Regions from separate parts of the Homo sapiens genome. Here region 2 is linked to region 1. Evidence: chromatin loops called from intact Hi-C (ENCODE). Cell type or tissue: PC-9. All regions are shown on one strand.

What was found. Peaks named below come from ENCODE experiments on the same cell type or tissue, not always from the same donor. Only the 100,000 strongest peaks of a DNase experiment are listed, where the experiment ranks them.
Region 2: it touches region 1 in a loop (9-fold over the local background); 17 of 110 quality-filtered maps call a loop at or near these places.

Annotation. Positions count from the first base shown.
Region 1 is chr1:94,802,581-94,810,580 of GRCh38, forward strand. All of the region lies in intron 1 of SLC44A3-AS1 (SLC44A3 antisense RNA 1), which reads right to left. Among named protein-coding and RNA genes, the nearest start is that of SLC44A3-AS1, 14 kb to the right of the region's middle. In PC-9, CTCF peaks have their summits at 3,442 (motif pointing left) and 3,643; DNase peaks (open chromatin) are centred at 3,410 and 5,721; H3K27ac peaks cover 1,341 bases.
Region 2 is chr1:95,036,874-95,044,873 of GRCh38, forward strand. All of the region lies in intron 2 of ALG14 (ALG14 UDP-N-acetylglucosaminyltransferase subunit), which reads right to left. Among named protein-coding and RNA genes, the nearest start is that of ALG14-AS1, 21 kb to the right of the region's middle. RefSeq lists enhancers at 6,295-6,903, 6,904-7,512. In PC-9, CTCF peaks have their summits at 4,871, 5,073, 6,710 (motif pointing left) and 6,909; DNase peaks (open chromatin) are centred at 3,028, 3,488, 4,888 and 6,678; H3K27ac peaks cover 2,689 bases.

The sequences.
Region 1 (8,000 bases):
AAATGCTCTTACAAGATCCGTAAAGCCAAATCATTTCCATTTGAGAAGCACTTTGTCTGAACTGTGTTATTGGTCCATGGGTCATGACCTCCCTCTAGCCTGTGCCACCCTAACTGCCCTTAACTGTCCAGAACAACAACCACCCCTGCCCCTGAAGCCTTCCCTGAAAGGCTTCAAGCACAAGAGCTCGTTTTTTAAAAATCCAAGAAGAGCTGAATATGAGCAGATGAAAGCAGCTATAATAAAATGATTATAAAACCTGTATGGGAGGGGGGTTTAGATAGATGTGACACTTGATTCCACAGTCTTTCCATGCTGTTCAAATGCAGAGAGTAAAATATTTTTGGTTTTGTGCTATTTACACTTAGTAGTGTTCCAATATCTTTAATTTGTGAGTATTAAAAACATTCTTTAGTTTTATTATTTTGAAATGAATACTCAGTAAATCTTCCAAAGATGTAGAGGAGGGTTGGGTAAGAGAAACTTATATAAACGTCTTAGTTAACAAAGTGAGGGATATTCTCCTTAGTTAGAAATGGCTCTAAAAACCGAAAAACTAAGATTATAAAATTTAGAATGAGAGATAAAAGGAAAAAGAAAAGCAAAGCAAGGTTGAGGAGCAAATAAGAGGGAAGAGAACATCAGAGAGCAGAAATGTGGCAGGAGCAGGAAGAGGCCCACACACAGTAAGACCCCGGGACAGATTCGAGGCAGCAGACAGGGCTGGGGCATTCAGTGTGGGGCAAATGGGCCTCCCCACCACCACCCCACACAAATTGCTCACAATAATCCTCAAAATTAGCACTTAGTACAATCATTTTTGTTACTAATAATGACTGTATGCCTTTGAGAAAGTTGAGGCACACAGTTCCCCCACTTAAAGCAGCAATATTGATCTATTTCATTATAATGTTATTTGTCTCTTAAATCACTTGTTATAAAAGCAAATAGATATATCAACCCATAAAAGACACAATGGTTTACATTCTTCATGCTCTGAGTGCTGCTGTAAGCCCTGTGACAACAGCTGTGCTTTTTGGCAGTGAACATGAACTCACATCTGTCAGTGCTGTCAGCCATGGAGCCCTCTCCTGTCCCATCCTGAGCTGATATCCAGCACTGTCTGTGGTTTACCCCACCATGGCCTTGTTGCTTGTAATTTAATTTGTGTCCTAGAAAACAACTATGCCTGGATCAGCCCTCTACACATACAAGGTTTCTGTGAAGGGAGCGCCCAGGGTCATCCAGTCAAATTGGATTAGGGCCTAACCTAACAACTCTGTTTTAACTTAGCTACGTCTTTACAGGCCCCGTTTCCTTTTCTGCTTTCCCTCTCTCAGAACAAAGACAGCACTGTTGTGAGACAGAGTAGGGATGGGACTTGACCTCCCTCCCCCATGCCCCACCAAGGACTTTTACTGCAAGCTGATCGGTCTGTGGGGATCCCGATCAGACCATCCAGACCTTGCATCATAAATCTGAGGTATTAGGGGTTAGGGCTTCAACATATGAATTTGGGGGGACACAATTCAGCCCATAACAAATGTGAACTTTTAAAAAGTTAACCTCAGTTATCGAGAACTCTTGCTCACCAATCTAGAATCTCATTTTCTGACAGCCTCACACAATGGAGTTGGCACTTCTCTGGCATCGTTGTCATGCCAGACCCGTTCATGACTGTGGCAGAAGCTCCTGCAAGTGCAACAACTTGTGAAAGATGCACAACATGGGGTGGGTGGGGAGCAGGAAGGACAAAAAGAGCCAGAGCTGCCTGATTGTTTTGTTTTCCCACTATCCAATAAGCAAATTAATATTATTATATCTGCAGCACTAGTCTATAGGAATTCATATTCTAGGTCAGAGTTATTGCTTTTTTGTGTTCCTATAAATGATATATACAACTTGTTTTAAGACAGATTCTGTGCCCTGCCTTTAGAGATCTTAATCTAGTCTGGGTGGGCCCAGGATCTGCCTGTTTCAGCAACGCCCCAGGAGATTCTGTCTTGGGAGCCACGCTGCTAGTGGTGATAAAGCAGTGCCGTCTGGGCTGTGCACCAAACAAGGCCCCAAGACCCACAGCTCCCAAGTCAATCAGCTGATGGACTTTGAGTCAAATCAGCTGATTCCTTGAGTTGTACAAGCACATTCTCCTAATTTGCTACAAATTAAACAGGTCTGTTTCCTATTTCATTGTTAACCTAGGCTTTTAAAATTTATATAACATTAGCTATGGGTTATTGAACCTATAATAACCAAACCAGTGGAGGCTCACGCCTATAATCCCAGCACTTTGGGAGGCTGAGGCAGGCGGATCACTTGAGGCCAGGAGTTCGAGACCAGCCTGGCCAAAATGGTGAAACCCTATGTCTACTAAAAAATTAGCTAAGCATGGTGGCACGTGCCTGTAATCCCAGCTACTTGGGAGGCTGAGGCAGGAGAATCGCTTGAACTCAGGAGGCAGTGGTTGCCATGAGCCAAGATTGCGCCACTGCACTTCAGCCTGGGTGACACAGCGAGACTCTGTCCCAAAAACTAATGACAATAACCAAATCAATAAGTTGCTTTGGGGCCAAGTTATAGTATAGGCAAACAATAACAATTTTGCAAATTAGCCATTGTTATCACCGTTTTAAAGATGGGGAAACAGAGGCTTACAGAGAATAAGTAATTTTCCCAAGATCACACAGTTGGCAACTGTCTGAACCTAGTTTCGAACCCTGAGTCAGCTCAATTCCAAAGGTCCAGTGATTTCCAGACAACTAAATAATGCACCATTTAAAATTCTTCAGTAAGAACTTGCAGTCAGTGCTTTTAGTCTATACAGGATATCAGTTTGTTCCAGGCAGTGCTAAGATGTGTAACAATATTGAATGTCTTTCATTTTAAGACAATTGTAAGATTTAATGAGGACATCAGTGTAATAATAGCTTTGGGGAAGCATAAAACACCACAATAAATATATATGTCAAATATAAGATGCCTCACTATTTGGAAATGTTAAACATTTTGTGAAAAATAAAACATAAAGATGGTCGGCTGGGTGCAGTGGCTCACACCTGTAATCCCAGAGCTTTGGGAGGCCAAGGCAGGAGGACTGCTTGAGCCCAAGAGTTCAAGAACAGCCTGGGCAACATAGCAAGACCACCTCTCTACAAAAAAATATAATTAAAAAATTAGCTGACCATGGTGGTGCACACCTGTAGTCCTAGATACTCAGGCGGTTGAGGCAGGAGGATTGCTTGAGCCAGGAGTTCAAAGGTACAGTGAGCTATGATCACACCACTGCACTCTAGCCTAGGTAACAGAGCAAGTCCCTGTCTCAAAAAAAAATAATTAATTAAAATAAAGATGAGGGAAAATACCCTAGAATCAATGAAGAAAACCACACAGTTTGTCTTGACAACACAGCCACTGGCCTGCAGTGCCATCTGCTGTAAAGAAGTGGCAACTACAGTAGCCCTCAATGCCAGGGTTTTACCAGGGCAGGAGGGCTAGTAACCTCTTCGTTACCCAGGTGTCTCAGAGTGCCAGTGTCCACGTCACGGATATGGAATAAAGGGGGAAATACAAATAAAAGTAAAAGATAAGAGGAAGAAAAATAAAGAAGATGGAAGAGAAAAATAAAAATAAAATAGGGAGGTGGTGTCATCATCCCTGTCATTAGGAGACTACCTCTTACCCGCCAGGTATTTTGCACATTTTATCTACAACCTATTTTGTTGATCTGTCTTACCAGGGGCTTGCCTTTTTTATTTTTCCAGTCTTTTCAAAGAACAAGCTTTTATTTTTATTGATCATCGGTATTGCGTTTTTGTTTTGTATTTCACTCATTTCTGCTAGCGTTTCTTCCCTCTACTTACTTCGGATAATTAGTTTCCATACATATGCCATGTGATTTTAAATCCTAGCATTTCAGAGCTGGAAGGAGATCAAGAAAAACCTGGCTCTCCTCTCTCATTTTACAAAGAGACCCAGAGAAAGAGGAAATTTGCCGTATGTCCTACAGCTGGTGCCTCGTTTCCACACAGATGAGTAATTGCTCCTCCTCCATTCATACCATGTTCCCCTCTTCCTCTTCTTTCCCTCCTCCCTTTCCTTTTCTGCTTTCCCTCACTCAGAACAGAAAAAGATAGCATTGTTGTGAGACAGAGTAGGCGTGGGACTGGGCCTCCCTCCCCCGTGCCCCACCAAGGACCTTTACTGCAAGCTGGTGGGGACCCCAATCAGACCATTCAGACCTTGCACCATAAATCTTGTTCAAGACGCCACACCCACTGATTGGAGGGTCTTGAAGAAGCTAAAATAAGCAGCTCTCACCATCAATCCTACTCAAGGGAGTTAACCCTATCTCCCGCATGCCTCAAGGCCAGAAGAATGGAGTAATCTTTAACCTTAGCTTCATTATGGTAGGAAAAATCACACCCAGGGGTGAAGATTGAACATGCTAATGAGACATGTGACATGTGAAGAAGCATGTTATGAACTGCACAGGGGCTAAAATTTCCCCGCCTCTACATACCTAAACATCACTTTCCCACCATAGCCCCTTTAAAACTGCCTCTCTAACTCCTCCAGGGCCAGCCAGACTCAGTCTCTCTCTCTCTCAAGCCTTGTTTAGGAAAACTCTTTTGGCCTCGGGTCAATTTCTATTGTATTAAAAGCCCAAGAACCCATGGCTGGTAACAGTTGGACTGATAAAATTCAGGATAAATAGGCAAACTTCCCCCTTAAAAGATCTAAATTTAAAATCATAGTGCATCAAATTTTGTACATTTGTGCTGGAAGTTAGTGGTTTTCCTGTTTTTACAACACTACACATGTACTCCAAATAGACAAGGTTACCAAATGCAAACAAATTTTAGAAAACAAAATTCAACCTGCCTCTTTAGAAGCTTATACTTGTACCTATTAAAAATGGTGATATTCAGCTGGGCATGGTGGCTCACACCTGTAATCCCAGCCCTTTGGAAGGCTGAGGCGGGCAGATCACGAGGTCAGGAGATTGAGACCATCCTGGCCAACATGGTGAAACCCCAGTCTTTACTAAAATACAAAAAATTAGCCGGGTGTGGTGGTGCATGCAGGTAGTCCCAGCTACTCGGGAGGCTGAGGCAGGGAATTGCTTGAACCCAGGAGGTGGAGATTGCAGTGAGTCAAGATTGTGCCAATGCACTCCAACCTGGGGACAGAGCGAGGCTCCGTCTCAAAAAAAAAAAATGTTGACATTTATTTCAGATATTTGGCAAAAAACAAAAATAGATGGTATCTTGGCAGTCAAAATGTAAACATAGGCCAGGTGTGGTGGCTCACGCCTGTAATCCCAGCACCTTGGGAGGCCGAGGTGGGTAGATCACGAGGTCAGGAGTTCAAGATCAGCCTGGCCAATGTGGTGATACTGCGTCTCTCCTAAAAATACAAAATTAGCTGGACGTGGTAGCAGGCACCTGTAATCCCGGCTACTCAGGAGGCTGAGGCAGGAGAATCACTTGAACCTGGGCGGTGGAGGTTGCCACTGCACTACAGCCTGGGCGACAGAGTGAGACTCCATCTCAAAAAAAGAAAAAAAATGAAAATGTAGTTTTACATTTCCAGTTAAACAAATGAACATTGCAGGTCATAAAATTCACTGAATGTTGCAGTAAGCTGGCTCTGGGAAAGATAAACAGAGGCTGCGGTTTGACCTGTGGGCCCCTGCCCTGCCTTTCATGACACTGCTCTCAGCCTTCAGAAGCCCTGGTGGCCTTGTGGTGTAGCTCTCTTCCTCTAAAAACCTGAGATAAGAAACGTATCTGGCATTAGTCATTTACATCTTATTATGGATTTATTACTCAAATGCCCTCTCCCAGGGCCATTTGTATTTTAATTTTTTCTCCAATGTGTGTTAAAAAGTTGTCCTCTCTAAGACAGCATTTTAGGTACATTAATCAGGTAGGGTAGGCACGAGAGAGGAGGGCTTTTCAAGTGCCTTGACAATCATTCCACCCACTTACCTAAGACCCTGCATATTTCAAAACAAATTAAGTTGTCCATGTCGTCAAAAAATGTAGTCTTTAACAGCACTACCCAGAACTGCTGCGTTTTTTTTTTTTTTTGGCCAGTGTTAATACTTGTTACACACACCACACACACACACACACGGGTACTTTGGTCAAATCTCTAGTATACTGATGAACACTGCAATAAATGGGATACAGAACAATATTTCTAAACCATATCTAACCACAGGATATTTTTTTCAATAGCGCCTCCAGGTCTACCGTTCCTCAGAACATGCAAGAGAGACCAGGTCATAATCTCCCTTCTGTTCAGTCTCCAGCACCATAAAAGAATAATTTGAAATGCCTTCCTGCTAGAACTCTCATTACTCATTAAAAGACACAGAAAGAAGAAAATGGTCTCTCAAGACTGGTACTCAGAGTGTCTCAGAGTGCCAGCAAGTGCTTCAGCAAGAGGCATCCCAGACACAGGTAGAAATGCTTGGTGAAGGTAAGTAGGAAATTTCTTGAGGTTGTTCATAGGAAGGCTCTGCCCTGCACAAATGCAGAAATGTAGGAGACAATAGATGTGATTAACATAAAAACACCACTAATATCCAACTAAATGGAAATGGTGAGACAAAAGAAAGCCAACAAATTAGACCAACCAGTCCCCAGCAGTTCATACATCTTATCTTCAGTAGAATTCAAGGACTTAGCAGTCTGACTGTTCTATCCTTCTATACTATGGTCAGAGAGTCTATGGTTAGATTGTTTGGTTTAGTCTATAAAGAACCAACCTCAATTTTATTTTATTTTTATTTTTTTAAACTTAAAAAAAGAGAGAGCAAGAGACAGGGTCTTGCTATGCTCCCCAGGCTGGTCTTGCATTCCTGGCCTCAAGCAATCCTCCCTCTCAGCCTCCCACAAGGCTGGTATTACAGGCATTAGCCACTGCACCTGGCCTTTTTTAACTTTTATTTTAGATTTAGAGGGTACATGTGCAGGTTTGTCACCTGGGCATATTGCATGATGCTGAGGTTTGAGGTACAAATGATCCCATTACTCAGGTAATAAGCATAATAACCAGTAGTTAGTTTTCTAATCCTTGCTCTCCTCGTTCACTCCCCCAATAGTCCCTAGTTTCTATTGTTGCCATCTTTATGTCCATAAATTCCAAATGTTTAGCCAACCTCAACTTTAAAATCACACATTAAAAAAAAGTGTAGAGTTAAAAAGTTCCAGATGACTCCCTACCATACACCATCATTTTTTGTAATATCCCCTAAAAAGCAAACTAAATTATGTTATTTAAGGAGTGAAATAATCTAAAATAATAAGTATGTTTAAGTAGGCTGGGCGCGGTGGCTCATGCCTGTAATCCCAGCACTTTGGGAGGCCGAGGCGGGCAGATCACCTGAGGTCAGGAGTTTGAAACCAGTCTAGCCTACACAGCAAAACCCCGTCTCTACTAAGAATACAAAAATTAGCCGGGCGTGGTGGTGCGTGCCTGTAATCCCAGCTACTCAGGAGGCTGAAGCACAAGAATCACTTGAACCCAGGAGGCAGAGGTTGCAGTGAGCCAAGATCACACCACTGCATTCCAGCCTGAGTGACAGAGTGAGACTCCGTCTCAAAAAAAAAAAAAAAAAGGTATGTTTAAGTAAGGGGGTAAACAAAACTGAGAACAGTGGTTACCTCTGAGATTGAAAGCTTAGCAGGAGTTGTGTCCAAGGAGAAGCATTATGGGAATATTCTAGTTATTTAATTGGGTAGTGAGTTTAGGTGTGTTCATGTCATTATGCCTTATAACTTAGTATATACCCCATGTGTACTACAGTTTTTATTATGCAATGTTTGATATATGCAAAAGAATATATTAACATAAATAATGTAATGTGACATATATAATCTTTTGTAACTAAAAAATATTTTTTAACCAAACTGAAAGTCCCTCAGGGCTAAAGGAGAGACTGTGTTCCAAGGAACACATTTAAGAAGGGAGCCTGGTGGCTATACTGTTCC
Region 2 (8,000 bases), 230 kb after region 1:
AAGCAAGGAGGGCTAGCTGAGATCAGGGATCCTTAACTAGCCACCATGATCCCACAGCTGGCTCAAGACTGGCTTGTCAAAGAGAAATGAGGCTGCACTCCAGCTCTGCCCCAGGGCCTGAAACCACCCCTCACTTTACCTCCAGAAGCTTCTCCTTGCCTGGTGGTCTGAGACTTCAGGGAAAAACAAAGTAGTTTGTTTCTGAAAAAATTATGGGATTCTGGCTCAAAAGATTTTTAAAGCCTTTTATAAATGCACATTTATTCTCTCTCAGCCTTTATTGACTCCTTCTTTTGACAATATCGCAATTTTCCTTTGGGTAACTCATTCCTCTCATATTCTCAGCCGGACGGTTTGGTGGTATTTGCCTCCTGTCCCCTTCACCCCTAACCCTGCCTCTAAGAGTAGGCCTGGAATGGCTGAAGCAACATGGAGGAATCATTCCTGGCTACAATGATTAGCTGAAAGATGGGAGTATAACCCCACTGGAGTACCATGAGGCAGGAGATGTTTGCTGGGGCTCTCTCTCCCATATGCTGTAAGAGATCCTCTTCTTCCTCATGAAGAGGAAGAGACATGAGGCCAGGAGGTGCTACAGGTTTTTGTTACCCTAATGAGAGAGCTTGGAGCTGCTGGAGGCAGCACTGTGGGAAGCCCGGTGGAGCTGCCACTGCAGAAGACAGAGCAGAGAGACAACTCTTGCTATAGGGATATGCCTGGGCAACCGGACCAAGCCTCGCCAGAAATAAGACTGAATTTTTCCTGTTTTGTAAGTTGACAAATTCCCTTTATTGTTCAAGCCAATTTTAAGCGTAGGTTTATGTCACTTGAAGTTGAAGCACCCTTCCTTTGTCCTTAAAATGGTAAGAAAATTGCATTCCTTTTCTTAAAATAAAATATATATATTAAAATCATGTATGAAACAATTGTTTACGACATTGAATTTCAGAGCTGTACTCTCTAAGCATGGATTCATTCACTTGTTTCTTCATTAAACTTTCAACAAGCACCTGCCAGGTGACAGGAACTGGGCTAGGGAAACAGAGGTGAATAAGACATTCACAAGGAACTCACTGCAGTCTATCAGGACAGCACAGGAAAAGTGATAATTGCAGTCAAAGGGATAACTATAATATGAGACAATTATTAAATATAATGTTAGCACCAAGTAAGAAGTAATAAACTGGACCAGGTGCGGTGGTTCACACCTGTAATCCCAGCACTTTGGGAGGCCAAGATACGTGGATTGCCTGAAGGTCAAGAGTTTGAAACCTGCTTGGCCAACATGGTGAAACCCTGTCTCTACTAAAAATACAAAAAATTGGCCACGCGCGGTGGCTTACGCCTGTAATGCCTGTAATCCCAGCACTTTGGGAGGCCGAGGTGTTTGGATCACCTGAGGTCAGGAGTTTTGAGACCATCCTGGCCAACATAGTAAAACCTTGTCTCTACTAAAAATACAAAAATTAGCTGGGTATGGTAGCACGTGCCTGTAGTCCCAGCTACTTGGGAGGCTGAGGCAGGAGAATTGCTTAAACCCAGGAGGAGGAAGTTGCAGTGAGCCAAGATCGTGACACTGCACTCTAGTCTGGTGACAGAGTGAGACTCCATCTCAAAAACAACAAACAAACAAACAAACAAAAACCCCAAAAAACAAATTAGCCAGGTGTGGTCATGGGCACTTGTAATCCCAGCTACCTGGGAGGCTGAGGCAAAATAATTGTTTAAATCTGGGAGGTGGAGGTTGCAGTGAGCCAAGATTGCACCACTGCACTCCAGCCTGGGCAACAAGAACAAAACTTCACCTCAAAAAAAAAAAAAAACAAAGTGATAAACTATAAGGTTTTTTTTTTTTTTTTTTTTGAGACAGGGTCTCCCTCTCTTGCCCAGGCTGGAGAGCAGCGGCATGATCATGACTCACTGCATCCTTGACCTCCTGGGCTCAAGCGATTCTCCCACCTTGGCCTTCTGGGTAGCCAGGACTACAGGCATGCCCCATCACATCTTGCTGATTTTAAAAAAACTTTTTCTAAAGACGGGGTCTTCCTATGTTGCCCAGGCTGGTCTGGAATTCCTGGGTTCAAATGATCTTCCCACCTTGGCCTCCCAAATTGTTGGGATTACAGGCGTGAGCCACCACGCCCAGCCAATACATTATTCTTTGATAAGGTAAATCAGGCTTCATGAAGAGATTCCTGATCTAACTTGTGCAGGATATAAAATTTTCTAAGTATAATAGTGTGGGTGTGGTTGGTGAAGGGTCTTCTTGCCAGAGGAAGCAGCGTGTTCAGAGCTGAGAGACATGAAATAGCATGGAATATCTGGGGAACTGTATTTTGGTACGTAAGAAGCAACATAGGGAACAACAGAAAATGGAGTTGGAGCGGAATAATGGGAGCAGAAATGCATTCAAGAAATACCAGTCTAGTAATTATGAAGAGAATGGACAGAAGGGGAGAGGGCACGACCAGAGAAGGGCAATCATTGGGGAGATCACTGAAATACATCAGAAGAATGATGCTGAAGGCCTGACGGCCAGCAGCAGCACTAAGGTAGAGGAATGGAGATGACAAGCAGTGAGAAGGGAGATTTAGGACGCTGGAGAGTTTGGGATAACTCTCAGGTTTTTACCTAGGGTGAACGGTACTGTCATGACCTGGGGAGCAAATAGCAAGAGCGGAAACAGGCTGACAGCACATCATGATTCACTGTGGTCTTGTTTGGAGCATAATTTTGAGTTGGTAAAATACTCTTTAAGTATAAAATATATCAATATTAGAAAACATACACAGGTATTTTAGGTTGAAATGGGACAGACAGGAGTTTGTACTATAACTGAAGCAATGGGTAGACCTAGCAGGCAAGTGGACGGAGGAAGACAACTGGGAATCTAGGAAGATAATATTCAGGAATCTGGATGCTGGACTGATGCTGACAGGCCCTGGAGAAACACAGCCTGGAGCAGAAGCCTCGCTTGACGTTGACAAGTCAGACTTGAAAGCCAGGTGTGAGATCTCTGCCGGGTGCAGTGACTCACGCCTGTAATCTCAACACTTTGGGAGGCCGAGGTGGGCGGATCACTTGACCTCAGGAGTTCAAGACCAGGCTGGGCAACACGGCAAAACCCTATCTCTACAAAAAATACAATATTAGCCAGGTGTGGTGGCTCGCACCTGTGGTCCCAACTACTGGGGAGGTTGAGGTGGGTGGATAGCTTAAGCCTGGGAGGAAGAGGTTGTAGTGAGCCAAGATTGAACCACTGCACTCCAGCCTGGGTGACAGAGTGAGACCCTGTCTCAAAATAAATAAATAAATAAATAAATAAATAAATAAATAAGATTCCTAATCTCAGCCAGGCCTCCTTATTTCACAGTAGAAGACTAAGGCCCAGAGGGGTTGATTCACACAAGGTGACAGAGCTGGTTATTAGCAGGACCCACAGCTCCCTTACTCATATGTTGCTTCATGACATTTCATAAGCACCATAAAGTGAGCATCTACCAGGTATTTGAAGGACAAGGGAGTATCCCTCGGCACCCATTGTTTCCCTTTTACTTCCTTGCCATGCTCACCTGCTTGGTCAAACCTGACTAAAACTGTAAGTACATCTCTAGTCACAGCCTGGCCACATGCAGAGCTTAGAATTATGCTGTCCGTGGTGTGACTGCAACTACCAGAATTATTTCCTTGGGCCTAAAGGCTGGAAGGATCTAACAGCCTCCATTTGTACAAAAGGAAGGACGTAGGGAATTCCAAAACAGGCCATGTCCTGATTTTATAACAGCACAAAATAAATTGTATGTTTGTACTCAAAGGTATAGATTTTTTTTTTAATTGTGCTATTTATGTTTTTAAAACCAAACATTGGTGATTAGAATGCCATAAATTTGCTTTGAAATGGAGAAACAACAGTACTATATTATAAAATGTTACTGCTCTTCATGTTGTAAGAATCCCATACAATACAAATTTAACTGGCACTGGGAAATTGGTTAAATTACCACAAGGTTGAAATAACGGCACTATGTTATTCACAGCTATTTTAATTTCATCTGTTCAGAACATGATTTAAAGAAAGTTTAACCTGACTGGCTTTAGGTCTAGAGATAGAGGAAGGAATAATTGAGATTTGGGGAGGAATTTAAGAGATTAAGCTGTTTAAAATACTTTAAAAGCATGTATATATCTACCTGATATACTATTTCAAAAATAAGAATCTATTCACTGAAATGGCCACATCAGAATCTCTATTTGCAGTAAATTACAAATATTTTCTTATTCAAATATTTTGCTCATTTAGACCGGCCTCCTTTCAAATTAGAGATTTTTTTTTACCTTTACCTATAATTCAGTAAGTTAAGGTCCATATGAATGAGGAAAAGTGCACATATACATTATACACACTCAAAACCATAACTATGTTAAGCCACCAGTTGTAATATACATTACAGTTGACAAACTTAAATAAAACCCCACAGTTTAAACTATACAGTTACAAACATTTCTTTCAGAACTGATTGGGAGGCCAAGGCAGAAGGAGACTAGCGTAGGCAACACAGCAAGACCCCATCTTTACAAAAACAAAAATTAAAAAATTAGCTGGGTGTGATGGGCCTTACCTGTAGTTCCAGTTACTTGGGAGGCTGAGGCAGGACTGCTTGAGCCCAGGAATTCAAAGATGCAGTGAGCTATGATTGCACCACTGCACCCCAGCCTGGGCAGACAGTGAGACCCCGTCTCTTTAAAAAAAAAAAAAAAGAAAGAAAGAAAAAAAAAGAAAGGGAAAAAAGAACTGCTTAGGAACTGTGGAAAGTAACAACAAATACACTCAATGTAGACATCTCAGCAAGCTGTACACAGTCTCAGTCCACTGTGCGAAGTTAGCACCCCACCTTGTGGAAAACAGTAGGTGGTGTTCAGTGGAAGAATGTCATGTTAATTTTAGAAGAGCTGGTTGATAAATCCTGCAACCACCAAACTGCCACTGATTCTTATATAAACAGAAAATGCAAAACCAAAAAAAGAATGCAAACCAAAAGAATCCCTATTTATTACACTAGCAGCAAAACTTTTGTACTTCCAAAATAAAAGGATATGAGCCTCAAAATATTGGTGCTTGTGGTATGTGTTTGGATTATTTCTGTAGAAAATATTTATTTAGATATTTATAAAAAAATAAATATTTCATATTAGTAGGTTTTTACTCCCACTGGGGCTTGTATCTCTTCTTAGTTTTGTTTCTAAAAAATAGCTGTTTTCTAATTGTAACTTTAGAAAATACAGAAAAATATTCAAAGACAAAACCAAAAATCAACCAATATCTCCCTACTCTTTTGAAGAAGCCCCCACCCCAACACTCTATCTCACAGAGATCTCTCCCTCCTCTGCATTCAAAGCACTCATTGTCCTTTGCTTATCTTTGATTTAAACATACACACACACACACACACACACATACACACAGTTTGAAAGTTCTTCTGGTCTTCTCAGTTTCGTCAGACTCTTCGCGTTATTTATCATTCCTGTTACTTTCTTGGCACCATGTCTTCTGGAGTTCTCTGTCACTTTGCTCTGTTCCCAACTGTTTGTTCTCTAGGACCACCTATGAAGTCTTCACACTGGAACTCCCTTCACTGCTGTCCTGAGAATTCCCTTCCCTTCTCTCCTGGACTGAGGCCCAGATCCCTGGAACTGAGTCTCCCTTTTGGGTGCCCCTTGTTTTGGTGGGGCACACCCTCTGTGGGAGGGTACATGAGGAATCCATTTGAGACACTGCTCCACTGTACTTCTGAAACCTCAAATGTGATTCCTTTTCTTGTTCTTTCTGGAAGTTTTTAGTATCTTCTCTTCATCGTTAGTTCTGAAACTGTACATGACGTGTCTTGTGACTACACTTTCACTGGACTCAGGATAGTCCTTTTATTTTAAAAGTCGGGTCCTTCTGTTTTGGAAATTTCCCTGGGTCATAATTTTGTTTCATTTTGAACTTTTCCCATTTCCTTGTTCCTTCTGAATAATGGACTTGCAACATCCAGTTTGGTTGTCTAATTTTCTTGCCTTTCTCTACTGTTTTTTACGTTTTCCTTATGCTTTTAATCTTTTTCTTGAGTTCTTCAATGTGATCTTCCAATCTTTCATTGAATTTTTATTGCTGAAATCAAAATTTTAATAGCCAAGGGGTTTTTTTTGTTCTTAGTTTTTTAAAAAATAGGTCTCATTCTTGTTTTAATGAAATAATGCCCTCTCATTTCTTCGAACATAATTGTTTTCGTTTAAACTCCCCACTGCCACTGAAATGCCCTTTTCTCTAGTTCCTTTCGTTAGTTTTCTCTTTAGAGGCTTTCCTCAAATGTCTGATATTCTGTAGATGTTGATTCAACTACTGATTCTCAAGGGCGATGGGAGGGGAGGCCCCCCATACACACGTTATAAGGTCTGGAGACATTTTGGGTTGCCATAACTGGTGGTGGGGGTTGGGGGAGCACTCTTGGCATCTGGTGGATAAAGGCCAGGGATGCTGCTAACATCCTGTAACACACAGGACATTCCCCTACAATGAAGATTTGTCTGTCCCAAAATGTCAATAGTGACGAGGATGAGAAGCCCTACTTCACATTAAAGAATGAGGCATTAAAAGGCCGACTGCAGGCTCTATGTTCAGCTCTCTACCGCCTCTACTGAGAACTAGTGCAGGTCAGCGGCTAAATGATCAGCAGTGCACTGCCACCTGGTGGCAGGATGAGGGAGTGACATTGCAGAGGAAAGAAAATATAAGTCCTTCAACACTTGGAGGGGCCCGCCTGGTCCATTTCTGAAGCTTCAAGGACCTTTTAGGGGAAGGAGAGGAAAGAGGAAGGTAGAGAGGAGAAGGAAAAGAAGTAGAAGGAAAGGAGAAGGAGCGAGGAGGGGGAGAGAGGAGAGAGAAAGAGAGGGTTGAAGAGAGAGGAGAGGAAGAAGAGAGAGAAGGAGGGGAGAGGGAGAAGGGAATGAGGGAGGAAGGGAGACAGGGAAGGAGGGAGAGAGAGTGCACAAGTGTGTAGAGTTTAGGAAACGGTTTTGAATCTGTGCAAAGTGGTTCTGGGAAGTCCCTCTAAATCCCAGGGAGTTTCCAGGTTCCTCTAGGCAACACTTTAAAGACCCTTGGAGATCGGGATGCTCCCCTTTCAGACATCCCAGGGTTGGTGATGGCAATCCCATTCTTACAATTGCTCAGAACAGCTTTGTAGTCATGTTTGATTCCTCTGTTTTCTGCCATGAAATTCTGTTAACTCCACTTTCAAAAACATCCAGAATCCAACTATTTTCCCTTACTCCTGGCCCTCCTGATGCAAGCCACATTATCTCTTGCTGGGATTTCTGCAACAACCTCCTAACTGATTTCCTTGGTTTTGCTTTTGGTGTATTTGTAACACAGCCACACGAGTGACCTGTGTAAAACAGTATGATTGTGTCACTCCTCCAAGCAAAACTTTCCAACAGGTCTCTATTTTCCTCAGATTAAGAGAGGAAGTTTTTAAAAGGGCTTACAAGGTCCTAAATTATCTGGTCTTTGCCCACTCCTCCCATCTCCTCTTCAGTGTCTCTCCTTCCACTCACTCTCCTCCAGGGACCAGGATTACCTGCTATTGCACCAACATCCAGGAATATTCCTCTCTATGGCTTTTCCAGAGACTTTTCCCTCTGCTTGAAACACTCTTCTCTCAGGAGTCCCCATCGCCTTCAAGGTCCTAAGAGCAATCACAACTTTTCCACCCCATCAAAATTCCCAGTTCCCCATCCCTGTGCAATCTGCCCCCACAGCACTGATCACCTTCTAACAGACTTTACTATTTTCTTCTTCACTATGTCTGGTATTACTGTCTTCTCATCCAGGTCAAGTGGAGTGAGCTCCATGATGGCAGACATTTTTTTGTGTTTTTTGTTCACTTGTGTATCCCAACTATCTATAATATTGCCTGGCAAATGGAAAGCAAATATTTATTGCTGAATAAACAAAGTAT